Linked DNA regions of Homo sapiens: region 2 is linked to region 1. Evidence: chromatin loops called from intact Hi-C (ENCODE). Cell type or tissue: HepG2. All regions are shown on one strand. Links, peaks and the distances in the headings refer to the core of each region. The heading gives the core; the rest is flanking DNA. Region 1 has its middle 33 kb from the start of PGM2. Region 2 overlaps NWD2 (NACHT and WD repeat domain containing 2).

The links. Hi-C counts contacts between places; a loop is a spot of excess contacts. Peaks named below come from ENCODE experiments on the same cell type or tissue, not always from the same donor. Only the 100,000 strongest peaks of a DNase experiment are listed, where the experiment ranks them.
Region 2: a loop joins it to region 1, with 17 times the contacts of the local background. A loop is called at or near these places in 2 of 110 quality-filtered maps.

The regions. Positions count from the first base shown.
Region 1 is chr4:37,791,102-37,796,490 of GRCh38, forward strand. No RefSeq gene overlaps it. Among named protein-coding and RNA genes, the nearest start is that of PGM2, 33 kb to the right of the region's middle. In HepG2, for the core only: a CTCF peak has its summit at 2,641 (motif pointing left); a DNase peak (open chromatin) is centred at 2,660.
Region 2 is chr4:37,386,971-37,392,359 of GRCh38, forward strand. The region is part of intron 3 of NWD2 (NACHT and WD repeat domain containing 2); the gene reads left to right. Among named protein-coding and RNA genes, the nearest start is that of PGCKA1, 64 kb to the right of the region's middle. RefSeq lists an enhancer at 3,033-3,082. In HepG2, for the core only: a CTCF peak has its summit at 3,202 (motif pointing left); a DNase peak (open chromatin) is centred at 3,201.

The DNA.
Region 1 (5,389 bases), core at 180-5,179:
AAAAAAGGGAGTTTCCCTACACAAGCTCTCTCTTCTCTTGTCTGCCACCATGTGAGATGTGCCTTTCACGTTCTGCCATGATTGTGGGGCCTCCCTAGGCAAGTGGAACTGTAAGTCCAATAAACCTCTTTCTTTTGTAAATTACCCAGTCTCGTGTAGGTCTTTATCAGCAGCTTCAAAATAGACCAATACAGCAAATTGGTACCAGCAGAGTGGGGCACTGCTAAAAAGATATCCAAAAATGTGGAAGCAACTTTGGAACTGGGTAACAGACAGAGGTTGGAACAGTTTGGAGGGATGAGAAGAAGATGGGAAAATGTGGGAAAGTTTGGAACTTCCTAGAGACTTGTTGAATGGTTGAATGGCTTTGACCAAAATGCTGATAATGATATGGACAATGAATTCCAGGCTGAGGTGGTCTCAGCTGGAATAAGGAACTTGTTAGGAACTGGAGCAAAGGTGACTCTTGTTATGTTTTAGCAAAGAGACTGGTGGCATTTTGCCCCTGCCCTAGCAATTTGTGGAACTTTGAACTTGAGAGAGATGATTTAGGGTATCTGATAGAAGAAATTTCTAGCAGCAAAGCATTCAAGAGGTGACTTGGGTGCTGTGAACAGCATTCGGTTTTGAAAGGGAAACAGAGCATAAAAGTTCAGAAAATTTGCAGCCTGATAATGTGATAGAAAAGAAAATCCCATGTTCTGAGGAGAAATTCAAGCCTGCTGCAGAAATTTGCGTAAGTAACGAGGAGCTGAAGATTAATCCCCAAGACAATGAGGAAAATGTCTCCAGGGCATGTCAGAGGTCTTCATGGCAGCCAAGAAGGAGGCCCAGAGGGCTATGAGGAAAAAGTGGTTTCGTGGCTGGACCCAGGGTCCCCTTGCTGTGTGCAGCCTAGGGACTTGGTGCCCTGCGTCCCAGCCACTCCAGCCATGGATGAAATGTGCCAATGTAGAGCTCAGGCCATGGCTTCAGAAGGTGCAAGCCTTCAACCTTGCCAGCTTCCATGTGGTGTTGAGCCTACCCGTGCACAGAAGTCAATAACTGGGTTTGGGAACCTCCACCTAGATTTCAGAGGATGTATGGAAATGCCTGGATGCCCAAGCAGAAGGTTGCTGCAGGGTCAGCATCTCATGGTGAATGCAGTGCAGAAGGGAAATATGGTGTCAGAACCCCCACACAGAGTCCTTACTGGTGCACCACCTAGTGAGGCTGTGAGAAGAGGGCCACCATCCTCCAGACCCCAGAATGATAGATCCACTTACAGTTTGCACCATGTGCTTGGAAAAGCCACAGACACTCAACACCAGCCCGTGAATGCAGCTGGGAGGGAGGCTGTACCCTGCAAAGCCACAGGCATGGAGCTGCCCAATATGATGGGAACCCACCTCTTGTGTCAGCATGACATGGATGTCAGACATGGAGTCAAAGGATATCATTTTGGAGCTTTAAGATTTGACTGCCTTGCTGGATTTTGGACTTGCATGGGGCCTGTAGGCCCTTGGTTTTGGCCAGTTTTTCCCATTTGGAATGGCTGTATTTACCCAATGCCTATACTCCATTGTATCTAGAAAGTCACTAACCTGCTTTTGATTTTACAGGCTCATAGGCAGAAAGGACTTGCCTTGTCTCAGATGAGACTTTGGATTGTGGACTTTTTAGTTAATGCCGAAATGAGTTAAGACTTCGGGGGACTGTTGGGAAGGCCTGACTGATTTTGAAATGTGAGGACATGAGATTTTGGAGGGGCCAGGGGTGGAATGATATGGTTTGGCTGTGTCCGCACCTAAATCTCATCTTGAATTGTAACTCCCACAATTCCCATGTAGTATGGGAGGGACCCAGTGGGAGTTAATCGAATTATGGGGGTGGATATTTCCCATGCTGTTCTCATGATAATGAAAAGTCTCACGAGATCTGTTGGTTTTACAAATGGGAGTTTCCCTGCACAAGTTCTCTCTCTCTCTTTGCCTACCACCATCCATGTAAGACATGACTAGCTCCTCCTTGCCTTTCACCCTCTCTCATAACTGTGAGGCCTCCCCAGCCACGTGGGGATTGAAGGGCAGAGAAGGGCAGAGAAGGGCAAAGGTAAGTCCAATAAACGTCTTTCTTTTGTAAATTGCCCAGTCTAAGGTATTTCTTCATCAGCAGTGTGAAAATGGACTAATACAGGGGTAATCACTGGTTCTTCCCTGTGTGCACATTAATAGACTGGTATCCCATTTCTCCTATTAATCTCCTTTTGTGAGTTGGATGTTCAACAAACCTTCAAGGGGTGAAACAGAAGATTTCCATCGGCCCCAGTCTTCCCAAAGGCACAGAGGTTAGGGGTTTCTCAAATATAGTTTGGTGGGCAAAGGATTAGGGTTGGGGGGCATGTTGATTTGTTGGGTCAGAGATGAAATCATAGGGAATGTCACTTTATGTATTTATATATATGTTTTTCCTCTCTGTGTGAACCTCACATGTATGATTTTTGTTAAATATATTCAGTACTTACTTTAAAAAAAAAATACATTCTTTTGTCTAAACTAGTGGTTCTCAAGAGGTGATTTTGTGTCCTGCTGCCAGGGGACATTTGGCAATGTATGGAGACATTTTTGGTTGCCACCACTGGGCTGTTGGGGGTAGGTGAGGTTCTACTGTCATCTAGTGGGTAGAGGCCATGGATGCTCCTAAACATTCTGCAGTGAATAGGACAGTCTCAAACATCAAAGAATTATCCTGTCCAAAGTGCCAGTAGTGCTGAGGTTGAGACACCTGCTCAAACTCAAAGACCAGTAAAAATTTAGAAAGAGAGAGAGAAAAGTAGAGTGCTTTTGAGTCCCCTTAAACTCAGGCTTAGCTCTTAGTTGTATTGATGTAATTATAATTTATTTGCTGTGTTATTTTTTGGCAGTGTAACCACCCAACCACCCACTGCTCACACAAAATTGACTCACTGAGACCATAGCATTGCAGTAAAGAAAGAGTTTAATTGGCAGAGCTGGCCATGCCATATAGGAGATTAGGGGTTTTTAAAATGCAGTTTGATGGGCAGGGGAGTAGGGTAGGGGGCATGCTGATTGGTTGGATAGGAGATGAAATCATAGGGAATTGAAGCTGTCTTACTGTGCTGAGTCAGTTCCTGGAGCCGGGGTGGGGTGAGACAGGACTTGTTGGCAGGTCCAGGTGGAGCCATCTGGACATCTCCAAAAGGCAATCTTAGCTTCTACAATAGTGATGTTATTTATATTTGCAAGAGTAATTGGGGAAGTTTCAAATCTTATGACCTCCGGAATAATGCCTTGTAATTATTTCTAATTCAAACCCCTCTTATCCTCCTAACTTGGTGGTCTTTCATTAGTTTTACAAGAACAGCTTAGTTTTGGAGAAAGGCTATTATCATTTAAACTATAAACTAAATTTCTCTCTAAGTTAGCTTGGCCCACTCCCAGGAGCAAATACAGTCAACCTATGAAGCTAGAAGCAAGATTAGAGTCAGCTATGTCAGATTTCTCTTACTTTCATAATTTTGCAAAGGTGGCTTCAACAGTGCCTGTAATTACTTTCATTGTAAAGTAACATATTTTTATAACCCAATGACAGTAACTAGATGTTTGATATCATCTGTCTATATTCTCTTACCTACCTTCTTTTATATCACATTATTTTAGTCTGAAAGCAAAATAATCCCTTAACATCCTTTCTAAAGTAAAATGATTTATCCAGTTTTGTTTTTTTTTCTCTATCCCAATCTTAGCATTTCACCTAGGAAAGACTACAGACGTGTTAATCCATGCACATGATTGTTGGGACCATAACAGTTAGATGGCCATCATTGTGTTGCTGCAATTAACCTCTTTCCTCCAGGCTTACATGCTTACCACTTCTATGCTTCACAGAGAAATCATGTTCTCTGGGTACCTATACTCATCATTTCCTCCACTGATCCTTGTTATTTCCAATTCAACCAGTCTCATCTATGCTTCCCTTTTTGGAGCTCTGTTGCTTCTTAAAAGGAAGTTTTTATTGAATTTGTCTTCAATCAGCTCTCTCCCTTCAGAATTCTGTGTATCTGCTCTCTTCCACTTAGTGGAAGTGGTACTTGGTCAAATACATGTCGGTGATGGCGCTCACATTTTGGTTCATACAGCTATTAAACATGTATTTTCTCTCCAACTAGAGAAGCTCCTTTTGGGCAGGGACAATGTCTCACTTTTCATGACATCCTGAAGCACCAGGTATAGGACTCAAACAAAAAGGCATCCATTGACTATTGAATTCATGAGTAAAATGTAGATAATAAGTTTATATATTTGAGATGACATGAGCATATGACTTTATGTCCTCAGAGTCCTAATTTGGCCACCATGAATTGAAGGAAAAGCATCTCATTTCCATGACAAAATCTTTCCTACAATAAAAATTGTAAGTAAGCTTGGATACATTTCACATGACTAACTCATGACCAAAAAGAAACTTGATCTGTGACCTTCAGTAACACACTCGATTTAGAAAATGTGAATGGGCTTAATGATTAGTGACGGTTGCTAAAAATTAAGGCTTTAAAAAATCTTATTTATGTGAATACTAAAGCTGCACACACCTGGAGGTATTAGTTGATGTCCTTGTTGACCTAAAAGGAGGAGGCTGAGGCACAAAATATAATTTAAAGAATTTACTTGAGCCAAAGGGAAGACAGCTGTTGAGACGCTCTTCCCAGTTGCACTGGGGAGTGCTCTGTTAGCTTTTGTTGTAAGCAGGTTTCTAAAGGCAAAGGGAACAAGGAATGGTCTGATGTAAAGTTCTTTGACAGGAATTCTCACTGGTTTTCAGAGAATAACATTGCTTAATGATTGGCCATGCACTGTGGGACTGCAGGATATAGTGTTATAGTGTCTGGCATATGGCATTTGATGGCTACTTGGCATCAGTTAGTCTAGAGCCCACATGGCAAGTGGCTTCAAGAGATAATTATTTAGTTCAAGGGGGAGTGATGTGACTGCTGTTTCATTCAGTGCCTTTTGGGGCCTGATAATTTAAAGGGGCTCTCATTCTTCAGATAAAAATTTTCTTTCCTTCCTTTTTCCTCCACACCATTTTGAACAAACTTTCTGTTTTCTTAGTTATCACTTTCCTCCTAATAGTCTTTAGAGCAAACAGAGCAAGTAAGCCAACCAGAAAAGCCACAGAAAACACACTTTCCATATACCTACCGTCTATTTTCCTCTTAGACGCATACTTGATCCTACGACAAAAGACTTGTCTCCAAATAAATCGATTTAAAATATGTGAAACATTATATCTTTTAAAAAGTGACGTTTCATAATAAAACTATGTCTACTATGCATTTGCTTTGAGTTTTTATAACTTTCCAAAAAAGTTTTCCTCTTGCCGGTAAATA
Region 2 (5,389 bases), core at 299-5,298, 400 kb before region 1:
GTACAGCCTGCAGAATTATGAGCCAAGTAAACCTCTTTATAAATTACTCAGCTTCAGATATTCCTTGATAGCAATGCAGAATGGACCAACAAACCTAACCAATCAGTTCGGTAAATGAATCACTGTTAACTACATTATTCAAGCAATAAACCAGGACATTATCCTAGGTCATCATCATCCAGTGGAAATTAAGATGAGCCACATATATCATCCTGAAATATGACTACTAGAAAACTACTAGAAAAAATTAAAAACAAATGGAATTAATTTAATAATGTATTTAACCCAACATAGCCAAAATATTGCCATTTCTACACCAATTTTTTTTAATGATATATTTTAAGTCTTTTGCATGCAATGTCTTTGAAATCCAGAATTATTTTATACTCAACAGTATAATCTCATTTCTTAACCAGCCACATTTTAAATGCTTAGTAGCCATTCGGGGCTAATGACTACCATATTGGATGTGGCAATCTTAGATCTAAGCTTCCTGGTTCATTCCTGCAATCAACTCCATCAACATATCATGTTTTCACCCTCTCTTAAATATATATGAGCCATCTGCTTGTCTGTACGTCCTGTATCTTCACCATCTTTCACCCTCTACTGTAGCCTCCCCTAGAGATTCCTCATAGCTCCTCTCATCCCCGCAGCCTGCTCTCCACCCAGCAGCCAGAGTAACCACTTTGAAATATTCTTTTTTTTTTTTTTTTTTTTTTGAGACAGAGTCTCGCTCTGTCACCCAGGCTGGAGTGCAATGGCGCGATCTTGGCTCACTGCAACCTCTGTCTTCCAGGTTCAAGCGATTCTCCCGCCTCAGCCTACTGAGTAGGTGGGATTACAGGCACCCGCCATCATGCCTGGCTAATTTTTGTATTTTTGTACAGATAGGGTTTCACCATGTTGGCCAGGCTGGTCTTGAGCTCCTGACCTCAGGTGATCCACCTGCCTTGGCCTTGAAATATTTATTCTTATAACAACTATTTATTAAATGATTTGTGCCAGGTTCAAATCATACCTCTGGTACTTATGAGCTGAATGACCTTGGGCAACTTGCTGAACCAATCTGTGCTTTAGTTTCCTCATCTGTAAAATGGGAGCAATAATAGTATCTGATTGATATTATTAATAATTGTACCATATGGGCTTGCGATGAGGATTCACTTAGTTAATAGATGTAAAGTGCTTGCTACATAGTAAGGAGTCAGCATAGTGTTTTGTTTTGTTTTTTTAAGACAGAGTCTCTGTTGCCCAGACTGGAGTGCAATAGTGCAACCTCAGGTCCCTGCAACCTCCGCCTCCCAGGTTCAAGCTACCCTCCTGCCTCAGCCTCCCAAGTAGCCAGGACTACAGGCATAAGCCACCATGCCTGGCTAATTTTTGTACTTTTAGTAGAGATGGGGTTTCACCATGTTGGCCAGGCTGGTCTCAAACTCCTGACCTCAGATGATCTGCCCACCTCAGCATCCCAAAGTGCTGGGATTACAGGCGTGAGCCACCACGCCTAGCCGACAGCTGTAGTTTTTAAGTTGCTCTGCTGGTTTGAATTTTGGATACTGACTTCTTTAAGTGAGTTTTACTTCTATTGTGGAAAATATATATTTTTATATTGTGGGAAATATATATTTCTATTGTGGAAAATATATATTTATGTTATATATCATATATAAATATATATATCATATATATCATATATAAATATATATCGTATATATCATATATAAATATATGATATATAAATATATATATCATATATATATCATAAAATTTGCCATTTTTAACCATAGTACAAGTCAGTGGCATTAATTACATTCACAATGTTGCATAACCATCACCACAAAAACAGTTGTTCAAAAACGTTTCCATTACCCCAGACACTCTGTACATGTTAAGCAATAACTCTCCCACGTGCCCCTCCTCCAGCTCCTGATATGGGTTACTGACTTTTTAACCTCTATGATGGTGTCTACGCCTAGTTCCAGAAACATGGAGAGTTGATAAATAAAAAGGAATTTAACATAATGCCTGCTAATACTAAAAGGTGGTGAAAAAAATAAAACCATGAGAAGGGATGGAGGCTGGGGCTGCAATGACAGATGATCAAGAAACACCCCTCTGAGAAGACATTTGCCCAAAGGGAGGAATGAAGCAAAGGAGTTAGCAATGCAAAAGCCCTGCCATGTGCTATTCATGCTGGGAACCCTTTGAATAAAACCAAAGCTCATTCCTTGGCCCCAGGGGCCTCTCGTCAGAGCCCCTGCCTCAGGCCACTCTGTTTCTCCCCACAGTGCTGATAATTCTCCTTTCCTTTGAATGTACCCACTTTGAAGCCTGGATTCATGGGGAAAAAGAAAATCCAATCTTCTCCTCTTTTGTACAGGTTTAATGTGTATTAATATTTTTAAAAATCAGTGTATCAATATTACAAACTTTCAATATTTTACAGTTTATCATAGCGAGAAGCAAGAGCCCAACACCTTTGGACTTAAATTCTGCCTCTGCCTCTTTGTCACTTTTCGAATCCATCCTTCCCCTCTGCTGGCTCTACAGTGACAATGGCTGCAGTTGACTGAGAGCTTTTCATGTTAGTCGTTCTGGCGCTCAGTTTCCTCAGCTGGAAGAGAAATCTAATGCCTGCCTCACGGGTGGTAGTGGCGGTGGTGAAGGGGTCAGAGTGAATACCCAACGCAGATGGAGTCTCACCCTTCATCAGCATCAGCTGCTGTGAATATAACTTACATTTTTTCTAACAGCTATGCTCCTTTTCTTATAAAATAACTTTGGATGTAAAATTAATATCAAATCATACGCATTTTTTTTTTTACACAATGGAGTCTTGCCCTGTCACCCAGGCTGGAGTGCAGTGGCACAGTCTCGGCTCACTGCAACCTCTACCTCCCGGGTTCAAGAGATTCTCCTGCTTCAGCCTCGCGAGTAGCTGGGATTACAGTCCCCACCACCATGCCTGGCTAATTTTTGTATTTCTGGTAGAGATGGGGTTTCACCATGTTGGCCATCGTTGGCCAGGCTGGTCTCAAACTCTTGACCTCAGGTGATCCGCCCGCCTCAGCCTCCCAAGGTGCTGGGATTACAGGCGTCAGCCACCACACCCAGCCAAATCATAAGCATTTTGTTTTAGTTTTGCTCTGTAGAGTTCAGTCTGAAGTTGCACTTTCATTCTTTAAATGCAACAGTTCCATCTAGTGGCCAAATTGGCTAGGGCAGTGTTTTTATACTGAAATTTAAGTATATGTACATATACTTTAAGTATATGTACATACTTTAAGTATATGTACATATACATATGAATAAAATGCAGTAGAAAATATCAGAGTGCATATAAAATGTTTTATGAAATTTGACGGCTACATTTCATAAAATGATTTTACTGAAATATTAAACTATATTCACGTGTGTGCTTGGGCATAATCTGAAATTTTTTTTTTTGACAGTGAGTTATTTTTAAAATATTCAGAAAGTCACTGGTCTAAGAAATTTGGTTTATAGTAAATCAGGGATGAATACTGGAATTACCTGGGGAGCTTTGAAAATACGATTGCTTTGTCCCACCTCCAGAGGTTCTGATTTATTTGGTCTCTAGTGTCACCTGGGCATCATGATGTTTAAAACCTACTCAGGCGATTATCTGTGCAGCTGAGGTTGAGACTTACTGCCTTAAATCCATCAAAAATTAGAGCCAGGAAAGACCTTTGAGATGATCGACTCTCTTAGTTTTGTGCATGAGAGAACTGAGATCCAGAGAGTTTAAATGACTTGCCAAAAGTCATACTGTAATTAGCAGAGAAGCTTCATGAAGGACCTTGACAGATATTTTGGAGCCTGGAAGACGTTCGGTAAATATTTTATTTCATTTTTGGAAGACTTTTAGAAAGGGAAAGGGAGACAAAATGGAGAATATCTAATGTCTGTCTAGTCTGTTTACCAAATCAAGTTATAATTTGCTTTTATATTTCAATAAAGTTGCAGAATTTATCTGTTAAGTGTTCATTTAGAGTTCATTAAAATTAGATTCTGTGTCTCAACACAATCTACCTCACTGATTTTTTTGTTTTTCACCAACATCCAGTTTGGGTGCATTTACCACCTACATCTCAGAGTACAGTTCGATTATTTTACCTGTTTATTTTCCACTCAGAAAATGTGTTTGTGGGTTGGTGATTCCTTGTCTCTTGCTAATAACTAGGAAATCACTTGCGGCTGTTCATCAAAAACTCCACAGCTTGTAAAGGATGATGAATTAAATGACATATCATACTCAAGAACTCTATTACCTGCTGAGAAAGAAAACACATATAGATTTTTAGGATAGAAAGGACATGAACAGATCAGCCAGAATATAATCATATGTGTTACATGTAGACGTGCCTGCAGGCAGCTAGCTGGTCAGATAATGCTCATGCATGAACTGGAGGAAGGAGTGGGTGTATTTTGGTCAGCGGAAGCTTCCAAAAGATGCTTTTTGAGTGAGGAGAAAGGGAGGGATTTAGAGATAAGTAAAGGCTTGAAGGTATAAGGTTAATAATTGTCTTGTTTAAATTAGAATAAAAACCTTTTGTCATGGAAAATGAGAATCTTTGAGAAGATATGCTGGTATGTGGGGAAAGAGAGAAATATTTGGTCAAGATGTATGCATGGGTGAAATGGGTATGTGGGTTTCTCTTACTAGGAGTTTTTAGTGATACAATGTCAGAGTCCCAAAAGACCTTCCAGGTAAAGCCATCCTCATCGTCATCCAGATGAGGAAGCTGAGACATGGAGACCTCGCTGGGTGACCCCATCGGCCCCCACAAGTCCTGTGCCCTCCTGCCCCGCTGTCTTCCCCCAGCTATAAAAGGCTGTTACCAAATTTAAGAGATAATGAAGAATCACTATATTCTGCACATGTCTTCATCAGCTTAAGTATGTTCGTTTAATAAATTAAAACACGGGCTGGGCACGGTGGCTCATGCCTGTCATCCCAGCACTTTGGGAGGCGGAGGGTCGATTACTTGAGATCAGGAGTTTGAGACCAGCCTGGCCAACATGGTGAAACCCTGTCTCTACTAAAAATACAAAAAAATTAGCTGGGCGTGGTGGAGCACCTGTAATCCCAGCTACTTGGGAGGCTGAGGTGGGAGAATTGCTGGAACCTGGGAGGCAGAGGTTGCAGTAAGCCGAGATCGCACCACTGCACTCCAGCCTGGGCAACAGAATGAGACCCTATCTCAAAAAAACATAATTAATTAAAACATGAATAAAGGTAAAAGCAAACTCTTAAATCCGTACACCTGAGAGTGTAGTACAGAGGCTTGAGCCTGATACGCTCCCATCAAAACTGAAGACTAGAACGTGGATGATAAAACATGATCATTGAATAGCTTAAAGC